2 separate regions of the Homo sapiens genome follow, and region 2 is linked to region 1. Evidence: chromatin contacts called from ENCODE Hi-C or POLR2A ChIA-PET data. All regions are on one chromosome and are shown on one strand. Each heading gives the region's core, a stretch centred on a gene start or an enhancer-like site at or near the end of the contact. The rest is flanking DNA. Distances are from core to core; before and after follow the strand shown.

What was found. Hi-C counts contacts between places; a loop is a spot of excess contacts on that map. ChIA-PET counts read pairs that join two places held with the same protein, here RNA polymerase II (POLR2A). Pooled maps may share reads with other maps.
Region 2: a loop to region 1 is called in a map of B cell, with 4 times the contacts of the local background. The contact joins the promoter of WDR35-DT here to the promoter of RHOB in region 1. A Hi-C loop is called at or near these places in 1 of 168 maps with a recorded cell type or tissue (B cell) and 6 of 50 pooled maps. POLR2A ChIA-PET finds 5 or more read pairs at or near these places in 4 of 52 experiments (GM10248, SK-N-SH and WTC11).

What each region holds. Positions count from the first base shown.
Region 1 is chr2:20,444,882-20,449,813 of GRCh38, reverse strand. It overlaps RHOB (ras homolog family member B), which reads right to left and starts at 2,740. Exons shown (of 1, transcript NM_004040.4): 1 at 374-2,740. The coding sequence starts at 2,348. The coding sequence ends at 1,758. RefSeq lists silencers at 2,322-2,531, 2,782-3,031.
Region 2 is chr2:19,987,440-19,992,371 of GRCh38, reverse strand. It overlaps WDR35-DT (WDR35 divergent transcript), which reads right to left and starts at 2,168. Exons shown (of 3, transcript NR_110235.1): 1 at 1,878-2,168. WDR35 (WD repeat domain 35) reads left to right here and starts at 2,267. Exons shown (of 27, transcript NM_020779.4): 1 at 2,267-2,380; 2 at 3,090-3,207. The coding sequence starts at 2,357. MATN3 (matrilin 3) reads left to right here. Exons shown (of 8, transcript NM_002381.5): 8 at 1-320. RefSeq lists a silencer at 2,047-2,126 and enhancers at 2,287-2,336, 1,967-2,470, 2,487-2,536.

The sequences.
Region 1 (4,932 bases), core at 1,491-3,990:
ACTTTCCAAGACTCAAAGAATAAGCAAAGCCCCATAATAGACTTAAAGACACAAGTGTTTTTAAGACACACAGATGAATGAAATCAAGATCTTCGGTCTCACCCAATTGAACTGAGTACATAATAGGTCAAAAGTTTTTGCACTGGGTGTCGGGGTATCCACTCATCTTCCTCTAGGAATGTGACAGGAACAACCTGGTCTCCCTTGGTCACCCAACCCCCACATGCTCTCAAAGGGACTTCATCCTCATTTACTACATTTGCTATAAGGGAAACGGAGTTGGCAAGAAAGGATCTCGCCTAGGAGAATATCTCCCTTGTTCCAAATTCACAAGGGTATTTTTACACACTATTAAACCACAAGAGCCATTTTATAAATGTCATCATCATAGTCTTTTAATATTTTACATAAAAAACTGTATACACAGCTTATAGAACTTTTATGTAAACATCATAAGCTCACCATTTTGTCATTTGTCAGTTTATTTAAAAAATAAAAAACAAGACAACAATTTAGTAGAAGTACCACTGGGAGGGAGGGGAGGGGAAAAAAGGATATACAGGGGCAGGTGTATTCTCTGTACAGAGGTGCAGAGAAAATTTCACATAGCTTTAGAGAATGCCTTGTGGAAAAAAAAAAAATAGGCCCCAATACTTGTTACTGCCCTTTATCAAAACTGTGTGCATGACCTGCACAAATAAAATCACAAAACAGTGTTGCCACATTCTTCAAGGAAACAAAGCAAAATTTAGTGGGTTTCTTTTCCCTCTCCTTGTTAAAAGTCATTTTTTAAAAACATCAGAAGTAGATGAGGTTACAGCGTACAAGTGTGGTCAGAATGCTACTGTCGTATGCAAATGACGAGTGCATTAAGTGTCAAACAATGAAACAATTGTGCAAAGAATAAAAAAACAAATTTTAGCCTTTAAATAAATCAAATAACATCAGTTTCTTGGACTGAACAATTTTCACTTCTAGGACAGGCACAAAGTTCGCTTATGGCAAAAACAACCCCACAGCGCATCCTCCCTCCTCCCTCCGGTAGCTGGTGGAGGGTTCGCAGCGGGCTGGCCCGCAGGAGAGGCTGTGCTGAAGCTGTGTCCTCCCCAAGTCAGTTGCAAATGTCTTCCCCAGGGGTTGGAAAGATGGTCAAGTCCTGTTCATGCTTGGGCGGGAGTCTGGCCCAGCCTGGGCCAGAGCGCTCACCCATCACCACCCTTAAATAACACCATCTTAGCTCCGAAAATAAAATTATATCTATATTTATATAACATCCCCCCATCCTCCCCAGCAGCCCTCCCCTCCCGCAGTACCCGGGGTCTATGTTACAGACAAGGGATATCAAGCTCCCGCTGGTGAAGGGCGAACATCTGATGGGGCGCGGCCACACTCCCGCGCCAATCTCGCCCCCGGGGATCAGAGGCGGGGGTGGGGTGAAAATGGGGCGAGGGGAGTCGAACAGACACACAGCCACACACTCTGAGGCCCGGCTCTTCAGAAAAGCATGCTCAGGGGACCCTTGGCACTCAGTGGGGAGCCCAGGCCTGTGCAACACAGCTGGACGCACACAGACACTGGGATGGGGGCGCCCGGTGCCCACGCCAAGTCCTGGCGCAAGCCAGAGGCGTCAGCAGACAGATGCCAGGCAGGCCGGTGGGGTCCTTGTGGGACACGGGTCTCCCCTTCTCCGGGCTCGCGGGGGACTGGTCCAGGAGGGGGAGCCGTGCCGGCAGGGGCAGGCGCGACGGGCGCGGCCCTCATAGCACCTTGCAGCAGTTGATGCAGCCGTTCTGGGAGCCGTAGCGCTTCTGCAGCGCGGCGCGCGTGGCCGTCTCGAAGACCTCGCGCACGCCTTCCTTGGTCTTGGCAGAGCACTCGAGGTAGTCGTAGGCTTGGATGCGCACGGCCATGGCGCGGCCGTCATCCGTGCGCACGGGTTCCTGCTTCATGCGGGCCAGCTCTGTGCGGACATGCTCGTCGCTGCGCAGGTCTTTTTTGTTGGCCACCAGGATGATGGGCACATTGGGACAGAAGTGCTTCACCTCGGGGACCCACTTCTCGGGGATGTTCTCCAGCGAGTCCGGGCTGTCCACCGAGAAGCACATGAGAATGACGTCGGTGTCCGGGTAGGAGAGCGGCCGCAGGCGGTCGTAGTCCTCCTGGCCCGCCGTGTCCCACAGCGCCAGCTCCACCTGCTTGCCGTCCACCTCAATGTCGGCCACATAGTTCTCGAAGACGGTGGGCACGTACACCTCGGGGAACTCGTCCTTACTGAACACGATCAGCAGGCACGTCTTGCCACACGCGCCGTCGCCCACCACCACCAGCTTCTTGCGGATGGCCGCCATGAGCGGGCCGGGCCCGGGCAGCAGGAGGGGGCCCGCGAACGCCTCGCTGCCCTCCCGCTCGCCGCTCACTGCTCACCTCGGGCTGCGCGCAGGTGGCGAGAGGGTCGCTAGCTGCACCCGGGCCCCGCGGTGGCGCGTTCTCTCGCTGCGCTTCGGCTGCCGCGGCGGGGGCGGTGGGGGCGCGGGGGCATAGGGCGCACCGTGCGTCTCGCCGCGCTGCTCCCGGGCGGTGGTCGCTCTGCTCACCCCAGGCCGGGGATCGGCGGCTTTGTGCGTAACGCGGGCTCGGGCAGCAGACTCGGGCGGTGGACTCGGCCTAGCTCTCTCCCGGGTCTCTCCGGGCCTCGCTGAGCATACAAGACAACAGCTCCAACCAGACTGCGGTGGCAGATGAGGGCTGCGGCCCTAGCGCCCGCTATTTAAAGAGTCCGGCCACTTTCTTAATATAGCCGTCCAATGGGAAACCAGCCGGCTGAGCTCATCGCTGCGGAGCTTAGCTCTGATTGGCCGCCCCCTGCAGCCCGAGGGCGGGGCAGGGCCAGCTTGATTGACGGCCCAGGCCGCCGGGCTGGGAGAGGCAGCGACCGGGGAGTCCGCGCTGCTGCTGCCGCTGCGGGGCTCTGGCGGTACCCGGGTCCCCTCCTTCGCCGCAGCGTTTGCGCGCGGGGTCCGGGAGCTGGCTGTCTGGAGCCTCCAGGGTCTGGGCGAGCGGTTCCGAGACAGGCTTCACTCAGTGGGGCGTTGGCGACTCCCATTCAGAATTGCCCCTCTTCCTGGCAAACTCCCGGCGGGTGGTCGGGCCTGTGGGGGAGGGGCAGCTCTTTTAACGTGGTTTTGTTTTTAAATAAACAGACACACACACACACACACACACACACACACCCCACACACACACTTTTGTTCCCAAACAAGAGTGTTTTCTCTTTTCTTTTGGAGGTGGCCCCTCCTGTGGTTTAGGGCCCCACCCGGGTACTCGCCGTGGGCCAGCCTCGGGTTTGGACCCGAGAGGCGACCGGCTGGCTGCAAACTGGCTCTTCCAAGTCCCGCCGCCCCTACCCTTCCCAACCCCCAGCTTAGGTCTCTAGGTGAAGATTAAGGGAAGAGGTGCGGAGTGGCCCAAGCTTGACAACGGAAAGGGAAGGTCGAGGCTCGAACACTTGGAGGAAGTTACCGGACAGGAAGAAGCCCCTTCGGCCCCTCTTTTCACTATGAACTCTGATCCCGGTTCTTAAAACAGAGAACTGTCTGAGATAAATTGTACAATAGAATATACACTATTGTACAATAGAATGTACAATAGAATATACACTATTGTACAATAGAATGTACAATAGAATATACACTATTGTACAATAGAATGTACAATAGAATATACACTTGTACAATAGAATGTACAATAGAATATACACTATTGTACAATAGAATGTACAATAGAATATACACTATTGTACAATAGAATGTACAATAGAATATACACTATTGTACAATAGAATGTACAATAGAATATACACTATTGTACAATAGAATGTACAATAGAATATACACTATTGTACAATAGAACGTACAATATTCCGGGTTCAATAGAATCCAACCACCCCAAGACCCCTGAGCAGACGAAAAGGCTTGAGGCTGGAGAAGAGGGGAGGAGTAAGGGGCTAGCAAATGGGGCACAGCGGGTTAGGGGGTGTCCCCTCTATTGGGGCGTAGCCTCCTGATGCACGCCAGGACTGAACTCATTTATCCTGTAGATCCTGCATGAAATGACAGTACCGGTGATCCGGAAAGACCCAAGTCAACCGATTTCTACGGATAAAAGAGGAAGAAGGGGATAGGGGGAAAGGGGAGTCGGGGAGGGCTCCCGGGCAGGAGAAACAGCCTGAACACAAGCAGGAAGGTGGGAAGGAGCGGGGCAAACTCTAGGAGCTGCATATGCTGGGGCTCATGAGTGCTAAAGTATTAACAGCATGGGCTGGGCTCTGTCTATCCATTGCATGGGAAATGTCTGCAAACTGTTTTTTCAGCAAAGGAGGGACCCACCACATGACCGGGAGGTGGTTGCCTCCTGTCTCCGTCTCTGTCTCGGTCTCTGTCAGTTGTTGGAGGGCCAGGATTCTGTCTTATCTCCGCATCTTGAAGACCCAGCACAATGCCTGGCATTTACAAGGATCAGTAAATGACTGTGGGGAATTAACCCGAATGCTCAGAAACGCAGGTGGAATTTTCTGGGGGTTTCTTACCTCAGTTCCACACTTCGCTTTAACAATTATCTAACCAGGCCGGGCACAGTACCTCATGCCTGTGATCCCTGGGCGTGGGAGGCCCAGGCTGGAGAATTGTTTGAGCTCAGGAGTTCAAGACCAGCCTGGGTAACATGACAAAACCCCGTCCCTGTCCCTGAGAAAAATAAAATGGGATGGCGTGGGGAGGAGAGTGGCCTGCACCTATAATCTCAACTACTCAGGAGGCTGAGGTGGGAGGATTGCTTGAGCCCAGGAGGGCAAGGCTGCAGTGAGCTATGATCACAACACCCCACTCCAGCCTGGGTGACAGAATGAGACCCTGGCTCAAAAGAAAAAAAAAAAGT
Region 2 (4,932 bases), core at 919-3,418, 460 kb after region 1:
TTATAAAATTGCTATAAATCGACAAAATCTAATGTTGTCTTTTTAATGTTAGTGATCCACCTGCCTCAGCCTCCCAAAGTGCTGGGATTACAGGCTTGAAAGTCTAACTTTTTTTTACTTATATATTTGATACATATAATTCTTTTGGCTTTGAAACTTGCAACTTTGAGAACAAAACAGTCCTTTAAATTTTGCACTGCTCAATTCTGTTTTTCGTTTGCATTGTCTTTAATATAATAAAAGTTATTACCTTTACATATTATCATGTCTATTTTTGATGACTCATCAATTTTGTCTATTAAAGATATTTCTTTAAATTATACTGAATTAACAGTTATTTTGATATTCAACAGTTTCTTATCAAAAGACAGAAGTTTGATTCTCCTCCTATAGTTTAATCTCACACTCCTGAGGCTAAAAGTGTAAGTTCAGGTTCAAAAGAAAGGCTTCAATATAAAATTATCTAAATTTGGATAAAATAATGATGAGCTTTACATTAATATAAGCTCCTGAGAAGCAAATATATCCTACAGATGTAAATATAAAATATAAACTTTAAGGAAGGAACAAAAACTAAATATACCAAGGAAATATATAAAGCATCTCTTACTTTTCAAAAATTTTGAAAGGGTATGACATAGAGCTACAGTAGTATTTTCCAGACTTTTTTGAGCCCAAAATCAGTAATACATATTAATATACCACAGAGAAATGGTGGTATAGAAGGAATAAATGAGAGTTCATGTGCAAGAAGGGAAAGATAAAGAGAGGTGAGTTTTCAGGTGTCACCATCAGTAACTAGCTTCAACTAATTATGTCTTGACCAGTTTATTGGAAACTCCTGGGTTAGATAATACTAATTTGTCTCATGCGTCCAGTATAGGGAGCCTATGGACAGGGGCCAATGTATCTTAAACAGACACACAAACAATGGAAAGCAAACATTATCTGAATGGGATTGGGTTAAGTTTGGAAAGAATTCCTCATGGAGACTGATTTGTGCTGGTTTGGCTAGGCACAACTGGCCTGTTAAGAGGGTAGGACCATATATAAAGTGGCTTGGGAAGCAGAGCCGGATGGAATGTTGCCCTGCAGAAAGCATATTGGCTTACTTGAGGTGGGGGCTCCCTAGTAAAAACATTTAGGATTGAGGGAAGATCTGATTTTGGATGGAGTTTAGATTTGCTAGGAAAGGCACTAGGGACTATTGTCAATTCTATAATAGATTGTGCTGGGTGAGACAAATCACCCAGGTCAAAGGATTGGAGGATTTTTATTTTATTTTTGTCTGAGATGGGAAAAGACTCCAAGTGGGGAAATTAACTACTGATGCATAAATTACATGCTAGATTATGGTAAAAGGGAAAACCAGAAATAAAAACATAGGTGAGACCAAATAATTTCATGAGTGGTTCTACTTGGATTTCTGCCCTATGCCTTAGACTTTGAGGCTTTGTAACTCTCAAGCATTCCAAAAGGACAAAGGAGAATGAAGAAAGAAGGTAAGAAAAAGAAGAGAATATGTAACAGTCGACTCTAGACGAGAAAACACCAAACGCTCAAATATTTGTAAAATGGGAGGCCATGCCCCAATAGCAATTGTACGCTGTAATTACCCAACGTTTACAGAAATTCCTTTAAAAGGACCCTCGGGGTTGCGGTAATAATTAAACTGTTAAAAAATATCAAAACAAGCGGAATAAACAAAATCTTCTATTCCTAAATTGCTCTAGAGGTTCTCCAATCCCCAAAGACACAGAGAAGGGTTGTAAGATCTCAGTACGCACATTTGCACTTTCATCTGGCCAGTGGCGCCAGCCTATCAAATACAGTAAATGGCTTTTCCCTTTCAAGAATGTTGGAACTTTGGAACTTACAAAATACTAAATAATTTGCCCTTATTCGAACGGGCGCCTCTCCTCTTAGGTTTATAGTAATGCCACCTGAGGCGCGGCTCCATAGCGATCATCACAGGTGTGGCGGGAGGGAGGGCGGCAGTGACCACGAGACGGGGCGCAGAGGGCGAGCGCACGGCTGGCAGTGACAGGTCGCGACCCAGCTCCTTGCGGAGAGCAGAAAGGCCCAGACGCCAGGGAACAGGACTAGCCCAGCTACCGCCTCGCGCCTCGCGCCCTGCGCCCACAAACCCATCGACGTCCGCGCAGGCGCACTACGCCGGTGCCCGGTGCGAGGGCGTCACCGGAAGTGTCCCGCGGCGCCCCGGATGCGACCGGGCAACAGCGGTTGCCAGGGCGACGGGAGCTTTCCGGAGCTGCTGGTACTCCCGATTGGAGACGTAGAACCGTTACTTGTCGAGGGCCTTAGCGGCCGCCGTGACCCTCTCGGGGATCCCACGATGTTCTTCTACCTGAGCAAGAAAGTGAGTTTCCTGGGGGGCGTCCTCGTTTCTCCGCCATTCCCGCAGCCTGCGGCGATTCCCGCTGCCTTCCCGAGAAGCCAGGCTCCTTCACCCGGTCCTGGTCGTGGCTTCGCCATTCCGCAGCCATCCTTCCCGCCGGGTCCAGCCTCCGACCTCTTCCTGCGGTTCCCAGAGCCTCAGTCTTTGGCCGAGCTTGCTGCCCTCTCGCAGCACTCTCCCATTCCTGCCCCTGGCTAGGTCCTTTTGGGTGGCTTGAGGATAAGTCGCCACGTGCTACCCTATGTTTCCTCCTCCACTTGTTGCTGATCCACGTGATTTAAACTCTTTGGATCACCACGAGCCATTGGGCAAGAGAAAAGAAATAACAATAGGATAGCCTAAGTTGTAGGTAAAAAGGAAGAGGGACTGGTGGTATGGATTTATACCCTCTCCCCGTCCTCCCTTTAAAAAATCCATCCGGTGAGACTCTGGCGTTGGCTTCCTCCGCAGTCACTATCCTTCTCTTTTGTGCACTTCTTTCCCTCTTTCCCAAATGCTAGAGCCCGGGTCAGTTCAGGGGACCATGCCCATTTTCACAACAGCTCATTTTTTTTCTGCAAGGCCGTTCGTTTTTCTTCTTGGAAGATTTTCTTCAGCTTTCATCTCCTGCAGACTTACTTCCCAGCTCCTTCGTGAAAAGTTGCTAGTGCGGCTGTGGTTGCTTTTTCAGATTTCCATTCCCAATAACGTGAAGCTGCAGTGTGTATCCTGGAACAAGGAACAAGGGTTCATAGCATGCGGTGGTGAAGATGGATTACTGAAAGTTTTGAAATTAGAGACGCAGACAGGTAAATGAATGCAAGCCCACATGTTTGGTAGTAAATTGGCTAATGTTATTTGTTCAGTGCGGTCTACTCATGTTATCTGTCAATATGCAGTTCTGATTATTTTAAAGGGAAAACTACCAAAACATTTTATGGTGTTTTTCTGGAGTATATTTGCAATAAAGTTCAGAGAATGTTGAATGTAAACATCGGATGGTTTTTGCTGAGTTATTAATGGAAAATGAAAAATAATGAAGAATGAAAATAAGTCACTGTGTTATGCTATGTCTAATTATTGTACTATATTATTAGGAGTCTAAAAGAAATCCTGTGAGTCAACATTTCACTAAGAAAATCTGGCAGATTGTTTACAGGTCTGTGTCATCCTTTCTGCTTATCAGATGCATTAATGGTTATTCACCTAGTGTCCAAGAACAGAAAATGGGATACGTTTTACATTTCTATTAGTAGGTCTCTTGTCTTTGCTGCTTGATTTCTTTCTTTATCTAGTTCTCTGGAATCACAGCAAACAGCTTCCCACTTCTTAGCCCCCCTAGATTGAAGACCTAGATAAGGTAATTGGAGTTAAATCTCAGCTCTTCCACAAGACTACTGAATGACTTTCAACAAGTTAGCTGAGGATCTTACTACTTTAGTTTAGTCTTCCATAAAATGAAAATGTAGGGGGTTAAACTGCATTACATTTTTGGATTCCTTACAACATAGCTTCTCAAACTGTATTAGGTATAAGAATCACTGGAAGAGGTTGTTAAGATGGATTTCATGCTCTACCCCCACACAATAGACCCGGGATGGGGCCTGAGAATTTCCATTTCTAGTGAAGCTGAGTTGCTGGTCCTCAGACCGCACTTTGAATAGCATTACCTTACAACTTTGAATGCGGTATGAATAATAAATACTTATTGACGATTTTCCATGTAGTGGATGTTTAACCTTCACAATCTTATTTGACTTCACAATAATCTTGGGCAGTAGGTATTCTAGGTGAGAAAATTGAGGCTCTGAGCTGTTAACTGCCCTAGGTCACGCAGCCAGTAAGTGGCGGAACAAGGATGTGAAACTAAGTTTGTCTCACATTCAAGTCCTTGTTTTTAACCACTACACAAAGGGCTAGTGGACAGCCTAAGTAAAGAAGAGTACCAATTAAAGTTTGGCTTATGCTGTTTTATAGTTCAATCTGTCAGTGCTTTAGTTTTTTAAAACTGTGTTAAAAGAAAGTTTTTCTCTGTTTCTTAAATGTGTATATAGATATATATATACGTGTGTATATATATATATGTGTGTCTGTATATACATACTTTTGCTTACAATATTTGGCAAGTTTTTTTTTTTTTTTTTTTTTTTGAGACAGAGTTTCGCTCTGTTGCCCAGGCTGGAGTGCAGTGGCTGGATCTCGGCTCATTGCAAGCTCCGCCTCCTGGGTTCATGCCATTCTCCTACCTCAGCCTCCCAAGTAGCTGGGACTACAGGTGCCCACCACCATGCCTGGCTAATTTTTTTGTATTTTTAGTAGAGACAGGGTTTCACCGTGTTAGCCAGGATGGTCTTGATCTCCTGACCTCGTGATCTACCCACCTCGGCCTCCCTAAGTGCTGGGATTACAGGTGTGAGCCACCGTGCCTGGCCTGCAAGTTTTAAATTACATTAAGAAGTGCATTCATTTTGTTTAACATTGAAGGCTTTTTTAAAAACAAACTTCTTTTTCTGCTCTGCCCTTTTGATGAGCTG